2 separate regions of the Homo sapiens genome follow, and region 2 is linked to region 1. Evidence: chromatin contacts called from ENCODE Hi-C or POLR2A ChIA-PET data. All regions are on one chromosome and are shown on one strand. The core of a region is the stretch at or near the end of the contact, and the rest is flanking DNA. Distances in the headings are between cores, read along the strand shown.

Evidence for each region. A loop is a pair of places that touch in the nucleus more often than their neighbours do. ChIA-PET counts read pairs that join two places held with the same protein, here RNA polymerase II (POLR2A). Pooled maps may share reads with other maps.
Region 2: a loop to region 1 is called in a pooled map, with 2.2 times the contacts of the local background. The contact joins two enhancer-like sites. A Hi-C loop is called at or near these places in 2 of 168 maps with a recorded cell type or tissue (GM12878 and naive thymus-derived CD4-positive, alpha-beta T cell), 24 of 37 single-sample maps with no recorded cell type and 15 of 50 pooled maps. POLR2A ChIA-PET finds 5 or more read pairs at or near these places in 13 of 52 experiments (A673, H1, HepG2 and 8 more).

Annotation. Positions count from the first base shown.
Region 1 is chr1:228,835,818-228,842,523 of GRCh38, reverse strand. No RefSeq gene overlaps it. Among named protein-coding and RNA genes, the nearest start is that of RHOU, 100 kb to the right of the region's middle. Within about 2 kb of position 3,968, at least 24 of the 41 ENCODE cell types and tissues checked have a DNase peak (open chromatin) inside an H3K27ac peak, as active enhancers do.
Region 2 is chr1:228,802,745-228,809,450 of GRCh38, reverse strand. No RefSeq gene overlaps it. Among named protein-coding and RNA genes, the nearest start is that of RHOU, 71 kb to the right of the region's middle. Within about 2 kb of position 4,335, at least 3 of the 41 ENCODE cell types and tissues checked have a DNase peak (open chromatin) inside an H3K27ac peak, as active enhancers do.

The DNA of each region.
Region 1 (6,706 bases), core at 2,719-5,218:
GGAACATAGCCTTTTGTCTTCCAGAGTCGGTGAACAGGCTGGCATCAGCCCCTCAGGCTGAGCTCATGAGATTCTGGATAGCAGCTTTGTTGATGACTCACCCACCTCACAGTGATAACGTCACAGTCTTGCTGAATAATGCAGCACAGAGCAGGGGTCAGGGCTGTCGCCAGGGTCCCTGCCAGAGCCCCAGGACACAGTTGGGAGCTTCACGGTTAGCCAAGAAAAATGGGTCAGCCCTCTTTGCTCATCCTTCCTCCCTCCTCCTGCTGGAATGGGGCATTGTTTCTCCTTTCTCTGTCACTGTCTTCAGCCAGTGCTTAGAGTATCAGACAGAGTGGGCCTAACCACAGGCCACAGGCTGAGAGCTGTCTGCAGAGACTACAGTGTTTGGCCAAAGGGGGCTTTCCAGCAGGGCTGTGTGAAAACCCAGACCTCTTATTAAGGAAAGATTTGGGGTGGGAAGAATAAGCTGGAAATGTGTTCATCTCTTATCCAATAAGTATTCATTGAGTGCCTACTGTAGGCTGGGATTCCAGGGGGTCAGTGACACAAAGAAATTGAGACCATCTGCTGTGGAATCTCGTGTTTCATTCACTCTTGCGGCCCTACAAGTGAAATGGTATCTGACACATGTAGGCACTCGGTAGGTCTCTATTGAATAAATGAATGACAGGCTTGGTTCCAACTTTTATGAAGCTCACAGTCTATGGAAGGCAAACATATAATCACACAATTAATTCACTCTAATGGTGATAGAATTATGAAGTGCAGGATGAGTTGCGATTATTTTGAAAAGCTTTAAAAGTTTTTTGCTTGAGTGATGTTTCTTTTGAGAGTCTTCTCAGTTTTGATATGAGACAAAAATCTTAAAAGTTAGCATAAGTCTTGGGTGGAATTGCAGCTATAGACAGACAATTCAGCATGCTATACTCTAATGTGAGGATAAATGCCTTTCAGTTTCTGTGAGAGAAAGAAAAAATAAACTCAGTTTCTCCTACTATTCTCTCATAACACAGGGTACTTCTGTGACCTCTGTCACCAATGTATGGGTATGTCCCCCCACCACGCAAGCAAGCAATTCTACAGATTTTCCAGTAGACACTAGCTGGACGTCCTTGAATTCAATTCATTTCTGTCACTACCTGCCTGAAGATAGCATCTGATCCCACGGGTTGAGGGCTCAGTCCCACAAGACCTCCACCACTTCTGATGCCAATCACAAGCCCCAGGTTATTTTACTTGTGGTTTCTGACTGGTTATAAATCTGGGTTCCTAAGACCCTGTCCTTGGGTTTAATTAATTTGCTAGAGCAGCTCACAGAACTCAGAGAGTCACGTAGCTGTGTTTACTGGTGTATTATAAAGGATATTATGTAGGATACAGATGAAGAGAGGCACAGGGCGAGGCATGTGGAAGGCGCTCAGACCTTCATGTCCTCTCCTTGTGTGCGAGTCTCTAGAAACCTCCATGAGTTCAGCTGCCTGGAAGTTCCCTGAACCCTGTACTTTGGGGTTTTATAGAGGCTTCATTATGTAGGCATGATTGATTAAATCATTGGCCATTGATGTTCAGCTCAACCTTCAGCCCCTCTTCCCTCCCCTGAGGTTAGGGGTGGGGGTGAAAGTTCCAACTTTATAATCACATGGTTGGTTCCCCTGGCCACCAACTCCCATCCCGAGGCTATCTAGGAGCCCAGCCAGAGTTGCCCGATTAGAACAAAAGATGCTACTAGCACTCCTATCTCTCAAGAAACTCCAAGGATTTTAAGAGCTCTGTGTCAGGAACTGAGGGCAGAGACCAATATGTGTACAGTCATATGCTAAATAATGGCATTTTAGCCAAGGATGGGCCATACATATGATGGTGATCTCAAAAGATTACAATGAATCTGAAAAATACCTATCCCTTAGCGATGCATGCCATGGTTGTCATAATGTCATAGTGCAATTACTTTATTTTTTAATAAATTTAGTGTAGCTAAAATAAATTTAGTGTACAGTAATGTAACATCCCAGGCCTTTCCATTCATTCACCGCTCACTCACTGGCTCACTCAGGGCAACTTCCAGTCCCACAGGCTCCATTCACGGTAACTACCCTAGACCGTGTACCTTTTTTCATCTTTTTTTTAATTTTTTTTTTTTTCAGACAGAGTCTCGCTCTGTGGCCCAGGCTGGAGTGCAGTGGTGCAGTGGCACAATCTCGGCTCACTGCAACCTCCACCTCCCAGGTTCAAATGATTCTCCTGCCTCAGCCTCCCGACTAGCTGGGATTACAGACACACACCACCACACCCAGCTAATTTTTCTACTTTTAGTAGAGATGGGGTTGCACCATGTTGGCCAGGCTGGTCTCAAACTGCTGACCACAAGTGATCCGCCCACCTTGGCCTCCCAAGTGCTGGGATTACAGGCGTGAGCCACCACGCCCAGCCCCATTTTTCATCTTTTCTAACCACATTTTTATGGTACCTTTTCTGTGTTTAGATATGTTTAGATTCACAAATACCACTGTGTTACGATTGCCTACAGTATTTGGTACAGGAGCAATAGGTTATCCCATATAGTATAGGTATGTAGTAGGTTATACCGTCTAGGTTTGTGTAAGTACTCTCTATGACGTTCAAACAACAATGAAATCACCTGATGCATTTCTCAGACTGCATCCCCATCATTAAGCAATGCGTGACTGTACTTCTTATTATTCCACAGTGGCAAAAATAAAGCAGAGCAAAACAAAACAGTGCGTGTGTGTGTGTGTGTGTGTATGCAAGTGTGTGCATCCAAGCCTCTGTGTCTGCACAGAGTAAGGGTCCGTGGCCCTCATCAATAGCATCTCATGGGCTTTGGATCAGGCATTTGTCATTTGTAATATGTCCCCTTCCATTCTAGTTCTTGCTCGGTAAACCAGTTCAAAAACGCTCATTTCTGCCTCATTCTTCATTCTCTAGCCCCATGCCTCTCCAGGATGGTCAGAGGCCACCTTAGATGGCCCCGGCCTGCCCTGTACTTAGCTTCCCTTCCTCTCACCCCATAAGCCCTCTGTGAAGAGCAGGCTCTCTCCCTCCGCTCCACTGCCCCAGCGTCTTAGCTGAGTTCATGACCATTTTCAAAAATAAACAACAAATATAGTGGGCTGTGGGGGAGACAACGCACTTTGGAGCAAGAGGATCATGAGTCATGGTTTGGCTATTTCTCTGAATTCTAGTCTTGATCAAGTTACTGAAGCTCCCTGTGCCTCACTTTTTTCATCTGTAAACTGGGACTGATGGTATGTATTATCTACCTGACGTGGTTGTTGAGGAGATAAGAGCAAATGGGAGCAGGCATACAAAAGCCCAGGAGTGACGGCAGATTGTGCTAGAGGGCTGGGACACAGCCACATGTCCCACAGGGCCCTGACCACAGCAGGGAATATAGACCCATGACCAGCCCCACACCCCAGAAGAAAGTCAGATGAAAACTGAGATCACTTATTTTCTAAGGTCCTTCTTTCCTTGGGGAGTGTCTATTTGCATGGCCAGTGTAAGAGTGAATGGATTCAAACAGGATAATGGGAACAACTGCGGAAGCTTGGTCCAAACAACTTGAGTTGACCTCCTTAAGTGTAGCCTCCTGTGGTGACAGCGCACAGGAAATGAGGGGAATTGTTGCCTCTTTGTCCAGTTAGAGCTGAGTTACAGCTCAGAGAACCCTTTAGAACCTTGGATGAAAGGAGCTAGACTTCTTTCTGCCCACGATTCTAGAACACCAACCCTGTGGACACACCTTTTTTAAAACCACCAAACAAAACCACATGGAGTGTTTATAACCAAGGAATAATGGCTCGGACCTCCCTTCCCTCAGATAGCAGGAGCTTCTTACGTAAGGGGCACTCGATTGTGTTCACAGAGCCAACAGCATGAGTCACTGACCCCTGAGGTCATTCTGGCTCTTTTCAAAGCAAACAGAGTCCTGTTTTATAGATACAGGTAAGAAGTGAAAGAAAAAAGAAAAAGACAAAAGTTAAGAATCTGAAGGCACCCAGTGAGCAGTGGGGACAAGCACCTTCTCTGTTCATTGCTGGAATCCTGGTCACCCTCGCAGAGGCAGCACATTAATGGTTCAAGGCCTTTGCACCAGTGTGTGATGTAATCGCCACAGCTCAGCAGATTGCTGAAGGAACCACCCAGCTGCTTCTTACAAGTACATACATATCCATGGTGAAAATGTTCTCTGTGCTTGTTCCCTGGGCACAATTCACAACAGAATTTAGAACTGTACTCAACATGCCTCCCTGCACTAAATATATGTCATTGCTAACGTGTGGCTCTGTCACAGAAGCCTCCGAGCTATTCAGAAACTCTCAGGAGGTCAGAAGGGCTACCTTTGTCCAGAGCTCTGGTTAAAGATTAACAGGCTGGAGTCTTTGGGCCTGGCAGGGCCTAATGTAGTCTGCTGTCACCTCTCCGGGGTGAAGGAGCTGTGCGGGGCAGGCCCAGTGCCCACCGGATGACAAGAACAAAAGCCACCACACCCAGAGGCAGGATCTAGCATCTTGACCCCAGCTCTCCCTGAACTTCTCGGGGCCTCTGTTTCCTCAGTTGTGACATAGTGGGGTTGGACCTGACTCCCAGGGTACATGACAGAGGAGGTTTGCAAGGGAGCTGGGCTGGGGTTTGGCCTGCTGCTGGGGCCCTGAGCCCTGACTGCCCCATGGAAGCACAGCAGTGCAGCCCACTTCTGCGTCTGTTGGGGCCTCCAGCTTTCCTCTTCAGGGTTGCTGAGGAAGTTCTGGCAAGTTCCATCCACAGGAAGGTGTGCTGGGGAGGGATAGCAAATGGCAGACGCAAACACTAAGCCACAGGAAGCTCCCCATGGGACCACCAGGTGAAAACTGAGCTTGGCCTTGCTCAGGGGAGCAACCTGACATGGGTTTTTTTTGTTTTTTTGGGGTTTTTTTTGAGACAGTCTTGCTCTGTCGCCCAGACTGGAGTGCAATGGCATGATCTTGGCTCACTGCAACCTCTGCCTCCTGGGTTCAAGCGATTCTCCTGCCTCAGCCTCCTGAGTAGCTGGGATTACAGGAGTGTGCCACAACTCCCCGCTAATTTTTGTATTTTTAGTAGGGACGGGATTTCACATGTTGCCCAGGCTGGTCTCAAATACCTGACCTCGTGATCCACCCACCTTGGACTTCCAAAGTGCTGAGTTTACAGGCATGAGCCACCACGCCCGGCCACCTGACATGGTTTTTATGTTCTGTGAGAAGTTTTGTTGTTTTCTTCTTTTTAACGAGAAGATTTATGAGAATTCCTGCATCTTAACATCTATCCTGACACCGAGATAGAAGGCATTCTGAAACTACACATAATCCAGAAATGTGAACTTCCACCTCGTACCCAGAGGCCTCGCCCAACATCAGGTGCTCTCAGGCTCCAGATCCATTTTCAGTCAGGAAAAGAAATGAAAATACAAAACCAAGCAATTGAGTGAGCCATCTCTTAAGGACTGAATTATCAGGCATCTATAATGCTCTTTACCCTTTTTTCTTTCCCAGTCAGCGATGCTGCTTACACTACACATAAGATAAATGCAGCCTGGAAATGCAGCCTTCCCATTTTTGTTCCAAGCAGGTGGAAGCTTCTCCCTGCTGCTGTGTGGTCCTGACACACATACCCCAGTTAAAAACAAATAAAAACAGAAATGGCCCCACCATCACTAAATAAAACACCATGTATCTCCTTTGGTCCAATCACCCCATCTCACGTGGCTGAGTGACGCTGGCAGAGCATGGACCCCTGGATGCTGGGTAACTGCAGCAGAGATTCTCTCCCTCTGTAAACAGGCTGCAACCCGAGGAATGAATGTGTGCCTTCTTCTAGGGCTGCTCCTACCCTTTGCTTGCACAGCCTCTCTCTGTGCTCTGGTTCATTACAATGCTGAAGTCACTCTGCTTATCAGGGACCTTTGAGCTGCAGAGCACTGGCAGAGGCTGTGAGGAGGGATAAAAGAAACAGAGGACTGTATTTCTGGCCCTGAGGAGTCTACCTTCTAAGGAAGAAGCAGGTAAAGTGCATATAAAAGATAATATGTTACTACATACATAAAGAAATGCAAACTCCTCTGCTGTGAACGATACTCTCAAGCCCTGGGGGCTATGGGATTAGTGAACATCGTCAACCAGGTAACTCAGGGAAAGCTTAGCCGGGTGGTGAATCCATCATTGATCCCACTAGCACAGATAGTCAGGTGCAGACATTCCAGTCAGTAAAGGCTTGCCCTCCAGTGTGCATGCTAGTGCAGGCATCCCAGGGTAGGAAACTGTAGGCAGGCTTGTTGCAGCAGTGTGGGAAAGAAACAGGGGTGAGCCACGCGGAAGGACTTACCCATGCAGAACATCAGCGCCCATTCACACATCTGTCCCTTTAACAAATGTGTATTGCCTGTTCTGACACTGACATGAGCATTCATTCATGCTGACAAATCTGGCTAATTATGATAGGCAATCAGCAACCAAGCAATGATACAGTCAGAGTAGCATTGGAAGAAGAGATTTTTGAGATGACATGAGGAAAGGCTTAGAGGATAAGAGAGGCTGGAAATGAAAACTCAGAAAATAACAAGACTTGAGTGGGTTTTATTTAGAAAAAATATTAATGACACAAAACTTACAGAATTTTGGCCTCATTGTTTTGTGGTCTTTTTAATCAGCTTAACATGTTA
Region 2 (6,706 bases), core at 3,086-5,585, 33 kb after region 1:
ATGGGCCCCTAACTGGCTTTCCTGTTTTCTCTCTTGCTGTTCCCAATGCAAGCAGGCAGACCTTCCTAAAATGTTATTTGGATCATGTTATAGCCCTGCTTAAAACTCCTCTATAGTTTTCCATTGCTTTTAGGATAACTCCAAACACATTTAAATTCCTGTGCATCTTTTGTCTTTTTACAAAATGGAAATAATAAAATAATACTTAACTTGCATGAAGAGGCTACACTGCATAATTTCTTAACATCTCTTCCAGGTCAGAATCAATGATTCGATGACCTAAACATTTTCATCCCCTGCTGCACTGCAGGTGGTGCAGGTGGAATGCCCCCCTCCGGCTGGGTCTGTGTTTGTATCTTTCACTCCATCATTCTGTCTTCCTCCTCTTCTTCCTTTTCTTTCTCATTCTCTTCCACTTCATTTTTGACCAACCTCTTCCTTATCTCAGAACTCTTGGCCAAACTTAACCTCCTTGGATCTTTTTACAGGAGCCCCTATCAGTTCTCACTCATCATTGAAGCAAACTTCATTTAAGTATAAATCCCTACAGAGCAATTATTAGGAATTAGTAAGCCTTTCCATGTGCCAAGCACTGTGTCAAAAACTTTATATCTTCCAATTCCCACAAGAACATATTTCTTTATAAAACAGATATTATCTTCATCGTATAGATGAGAAGACTGAGGCTTAGATAAGGGAAGTGACTTGCTCAGGGTCACAGAGCAATTGGCTGCTCCCAGAGTTCTGTGCCAAACTCATGCATTTTTAAGAGTTTCTGTATGCAGAAGCTGTACACTGGCTGTGGGCACTGACAGCCACCTGTCCTCTCAGGTCTGTTCCTGTTCCTACTAGAGCCCAATCAGGTCAATAAAATATTATTTTAGTTTTCTTTCTTATGCAAAGGTGTATTAGTCACAGCTTTTCAGAGAAATGGAGCTGATAGAGTGTACATGTATAGAGAGAGATTTATTTTAAAGAACTGGCTTATATGCTTGTGGGGCCCGGTAAGTTCATAAACTGTAGGGAGGGGTGGCAGACTGGAAATTCCAGCAAGAGTCGACGTTGCAGTCTTGAGTCCAAAGGCAGTCTGGAGGCAGAATTCCTACCTCTTCAGGGGACCCCAGTCTTTCCCTTTAAGCCCTTCATCTGATTGGTTGAGGCCCACCCACATTATGGCAGGTGTCTGCTTTTCTCAAAGTCTGCTGATTGAAATGTCAGTCTCATCTAAAAAAATACCCTCACAAGCAACATCCAGGTGGAAGTTTGCCCAAATATCTGGGCACCATGGACCAGCAAAGCTGACACATAAAATCACCCACCGCAGAAGGCTTAAGTCAAAATAAAACCAGCTGTCTGAAGAGCTCTAAGTGGAAGGACAGCACTCTGGTGAAGACCTGCATCATGAAAACCCTGCATTCAGGCCGAGGTTCCCTCCCCTGTTGGGCTGAGCCCCGGCAACTTCTCACCACCTATATGCTCACTGGGTGGCTGTTTGCCCTCCTCACAAATTAAGCTTTCATTTCCTCCAGCCGGCACCTAAAACTGGAGACAGGAGCTCTCATTAAGTTGATCTATAACTTTTCAATTTGAGGCGGCGGGAACCACCTCTGGTTCAGACTCACCTGGTCAATGGATTGACAAACCAGTCCAGAATCAGTGGGAACAGTTGCATTATATTTTATTAGCTTCTGGTGAGGCAGCTGCTGGTTTCCTTTGAGTCTAATTAGTAAATGACCATGTGAAATTTGGTTAGTAGAAGAAGCTGGAGAGGCAAAATTTAAAAATGCTTTCACTCTTGGCTGGGCGCGGTGGCTAACGCCTGTAATCCCAGCACTCTGGGAGGCCAAGGCGGGCGGATCACAAGGTCAGGAGATCGAGACCATCCCGGCTAACACAGTGAAACCCCGTCTCTACTAAAAATAGAAAAAATTAGCCAGGTGTAGTGGCGGGTGCCTGTAGTCTCAGTTACTTGGGAAGCTGAGGCAGGAGAATGGTGTGAACCCAGGAGGCAGATCTTGCAATGAGCCAAGTTCGTGCCACTGCACTCCAGCCTGGGCGACAGAGCGAGACTCTGTCTCAAAAAAAAAAGTGCTTTTACTTTTCTAGGATGCTACGTCACCTTTGCTGGTACTAGCACTGGTAGCTGCTACCAGTTAAATGGTGACACCTTGATCCTGGCCAGTTCTAAATAACTGAGATGAGAGAGCTATTAACTGGTTATTTCATTTTCTCCTTGACAATTGGCTAGGAATTTTGAGAATCTTCTATCTGTTTCTTAGAAACTCTCTGTCCAGTGCAGGACACATACTTATCTAAAAAGGCTCATTTTATCTTCTGTTAGGGTTAGCATTAGCTGTATATATTAGAAAACCCAAATAATAGTGGCTTAAACACACAATGATCTCTTCCATCACACAAAATTCCGGATGAGGCAGCCCAAAGATGATGCGGTGTTTCCATGAAGTTATCAGGCACTTTCTTTTCCATCATCCTCAGTACTTGGTTTCCATTTTCAGGGTTACTGCCAGGTCCACGGTGGCTGCTGGGGCTCCAGCCATCAGATCCACCTTTGCAAAAATAAAAAATAACAAGAGTAGAAGTCTTCTCTAGACTTTTGATACCCCGTTTAGGAAGCCCTTCCTAGAAGTCCTTCTCAACAATTTTCACTTATATCATGTTAGCCAGAACTCAGTCACATGACCATAACTTGCTATAAGGCAGGCTAGGTATATTTCCACCCAAATGATACAGGAGTTGTGACCATACAAAGGTGGGCATGAATGGATGTTGGGGAGAAACTGGCAGTCCTAGCACTACTTTTCTTCCTTCTTTCTGTCCCAACAAATCTTGCCTCCAGGTCCAACTAATGCTACTGACATTTCCGCAACTTAAACCATCCTGTTAGTGAAACATTAAGAATGAAATTATATGATGCCAGAGGCTTGCTTCGAAATAAACAGCAGAAGCTAATTGTAGTGGGTGAGTGCATGGAGACCACAAGAACCATGATTAAAACTGGATGATGTATATATGGGGCTTTATCTTACTAGCCTTTCTACTTTTGTATGTTTAAAATTTTCTGGCCAGGCGCAGTGGCTTAAGCCTGTAATCCCAGCACTTTGAGAGGCCGAGGCGGGCGGATCACCTGAGGTCAGGAATTCAAGACCAGCCTGACCTAGGTGGAGAAACCCCGTCTCTACTAAAAATACAAAATTAGCCAGGCGTGGTGGTGGGTGCCTGTAATCCCAGCCACTCAGGAGGCTGAGGCAGGAGAATCACTTGAACCCAGGAGGCAGAGGTTACAGTGAGCTGAGATTCCACCAGTGCACTCCATCCTGGGCAACAAGAGCAAAACTCCGTCTCAAAAAAAAAAAAAAAAAAAAAAAAAAAAGAACAAAAAACTTCTGTAATAAATATTTTTTTTCAAAAACACACACGTCAGGTTTCCTGATTTTTGTTTAGGCAACACTGCAAACTCCCCATAGATATTTGTTCCATGAATGAACGGATGCTCCCCTTTCTGGAAGTTCTTCTTGCCCTGCTGAGATTCCTTAGCCTCTAAGGCCTGGTGCAAACATCACCTCATCTGTGCAGCCCTATCCTAGGCTACTCTCTCCTCTTCACTGTCCCGTCACGTTATGATACCATTGCTATTGTATTTATCACATGGATTGTCATTATCAAGTCATCGGCTCGTCACTGATCATCACTGCATTGTCATCATTAAATTCATTAACTATTATCTGTCTGTCTCACCAAAACCTTCTGAATTCTGGGAGAATGAGCACCATTTCTCAGCCACTTTCTGCCGCATTTGCCTAGCACAGTGCCTGATATTACAGACAACTGTGAATAAATGCCTGACTTGAAACTGGCTTAAAAGCAAAACCTAGGGTTTAATTGGGACTTATAATCACTTGGTCCAGTCGGCAGACATGATATGTTTGTAGTAGCAGTGAAATTTAGAATTATAGTGCTGGACCTAGAAGCCTTGCTGATTTAGTTATAGACATTGAAATGATGCTAAAAGTCAATCATCCAAAGGAAAGGAAACAGCGAGTAAGAGAGTCAGTCAGCCAAGCAAATGTCAACTGAAAGAGGAGAGGGGGCTCTCTGAGTTCTGGGAATGGATAACGTCATGAAAAAGCACAAAGAGTAAAGACAGACAGAGCACAGGCTGAGTACATTATCTTTTTAATTGTTTCAGGGAACGCTTCATGCCAGAGTGTTCCAGTAAAATGCATAAACGCCTCTCGAGGGATATGGAGGCTTGACCTGGTCGTTTAGCATTTTAACAGCTCTCACTGTGCCTTCCAGGAAGCGGTGCCTCTGTCTCCGTCTGTGGGTTTGGGGCACTCAGATTTCATGACCATGAGCTCCTCAGAGCCTCCGTGCAGACACCAGCCTGCTGTGAGAGAGACTCAAACAGGTTCCTTCTCATATGACAGGTAGAGAAACTGAAACCCAGAAGTTCAGAGTTCCAGGAAATCTCCTGCAGCTGACCCCAAGTACCTGTGGTGAAGGCTCTTGGCTCACAGGGACAGGCAAAGGAAGACAAAGAAAGACTAGCCTGAGACCAGCATGCATGTTCGCAACTAAGCCCATCAGTCAGCTCCTTGCTCAGTGCTTTCTCCTTCCTACCAAAGAGCGGGAAAGCTCACCTCCACAGCAGGTCCAGCTCACCTCCACAGCAGGTCCAGCTCACCTGAGGTGGAGACAAGGGACCCAGGCAGGACTTGGGCACCCACAGTGGCTACTAGGGTGAAGAATGAGAGGGGTGAAGAAGAGGAAGAAAAGAGGGAGGAAGGGGGGTGTCTGCTAGCAATGTGACCTTGCATCTGGCCAGGTAGGACTGTGCTAGACCCTAAGGAGGAAGGAGAGAAGGCAGCCTGTGTAGCCCCAGCTGTGGGCAAAGCACAGGGTACCTCAACACCTTTCCACCCTCCACTGCTCTCCTTACCCCCAAATCTCAGTCGCCATGTTTCTAGACTCTGATTGAGGGTAGTTATCTTTACTTCAGCTTACTTTATGTTAAGATGAAATATTTGATATACACAATGGAATATTATTCAGCCATTAAAAAGAACAGAATCCTGTCATTTGCAGCAACATGAATGGAACTGAAGGTCATTATTTAAGTGAAATAAGCCAGGAACAGAAAGACAAATATCACATGTTTCTCTCTCTTATGTGAAATCTAAAAAAGTGAACTTCATGGAGATTAAGAGTAGAATGGTGGTTACCAGAAGCTGGGAAGGGAAGAAGGGAGGGGAGGATGAAGAGAACTTGGTTAACAGGTAAAAACACACAGTTAAATAGAGGGAATGAGTTCTAGTATTCAATAGTACAGTAGGGAAATTATAGTTTACCATGATTTATGGTATATTTCAAAATAGCTAAAAGAGAATTATAATGTTTCCAACACAAAGAAAAGATAAATGTTTGAAGTGATGGATATCTCAGTCACCCTGATTTCATCATTACACGTTGTATACATGTATCAAAATATCACATGCTTCCCCTCAAATATGTACAACTATGATAGGTTAATTTTTAAAAATATAAAAAATGTATATTAACTATTGGAGGAGGCCCTAAGGTCTGCCTCTCTCAGCTCATAAAAGGGAGTGAGCATCCTGGGGGCGGTGGCTGGGAACCGCATCAAGGAGGAGGCAGGAGAAAGCTGCTTTCTTCCAGGCATAAAGGACCTTGCGTTTTCCTGTGTCAAAACACTGCTCTGCTTTTGGAAAGGAACCAAGTTCTGAAGACCTCTGTACCTGAGGACAAGTTGTGAAAGAAAAGGCAAGCCATGGATGGTTAAGGTGCTGTGTGTTAAACTGCCATCTCCTAACACCAGGTCCAGCAGCCGCAGCCAGACCGCCAGGAGGAAGGGTGTCCTCTGTGAGGGCCTGGATGGTCCCCCATGCTGCCAGGACCACACTTTGGGTCGCTGTGCCCTGCTAAGTAGGTCTATGCAAAACTATCCCCAAAGTCCAAAGAAGCTGAAAAGTTGAAAACAGAGGCTGACAAATCTAGTTTCTCAGAAAGAAACACTTAATAGGGACTTTACGAACAGAGGCCACATCTCAGGCAGCCACAAGACAAGATGGTGGATCCCTGCTCAGTTACCCCTACGACCCAGGGCTATGTACCATATAGAATTTGTCTAAGGGCAGGATGTATGGGAAATGTGTGTTTACAATAACATCAAGGTTGTTTTGACATAAGGGCAGGAGTTAAGGTAAGTACATGAAAGTAAAAATCTCAGAGGCCTTCCCTGAACTGGGGTTAATCAGGAGTCAACATGGCGGATGAGCATCCAAGATGGAGCTGCTTTTGTCTCCATGAGGCTGTGCCTGGCACCTGCTGAGGCCTTAACACAGATTTGTGGAGAACAAGGCAGAACTAGAGAGTGAAAGGTGGTGCAAGATAAAAATACACATCGCTTCTCCTCCCCAGAAAGCAGTTGCTTCATCTCCTTAATTCCTCCCAAGAGAGCATAAATTAGCTTGTAGTTTTAATCGCCTTGTATTCACTGTAACTCAGCAATAGAAAGCTCTGTTTGGTGGGAGCAGGGAAGCAAGGTCTCCATCCTTATCGGAGAGTGGCCTAGTTTCAAAAACAGGGGATCCCACAAGATCTTGGCACACACGGACGTGCAAAAAACACAGTTCAAAGTGTTCTTTGCTGTGTGGATGCGAGGGTT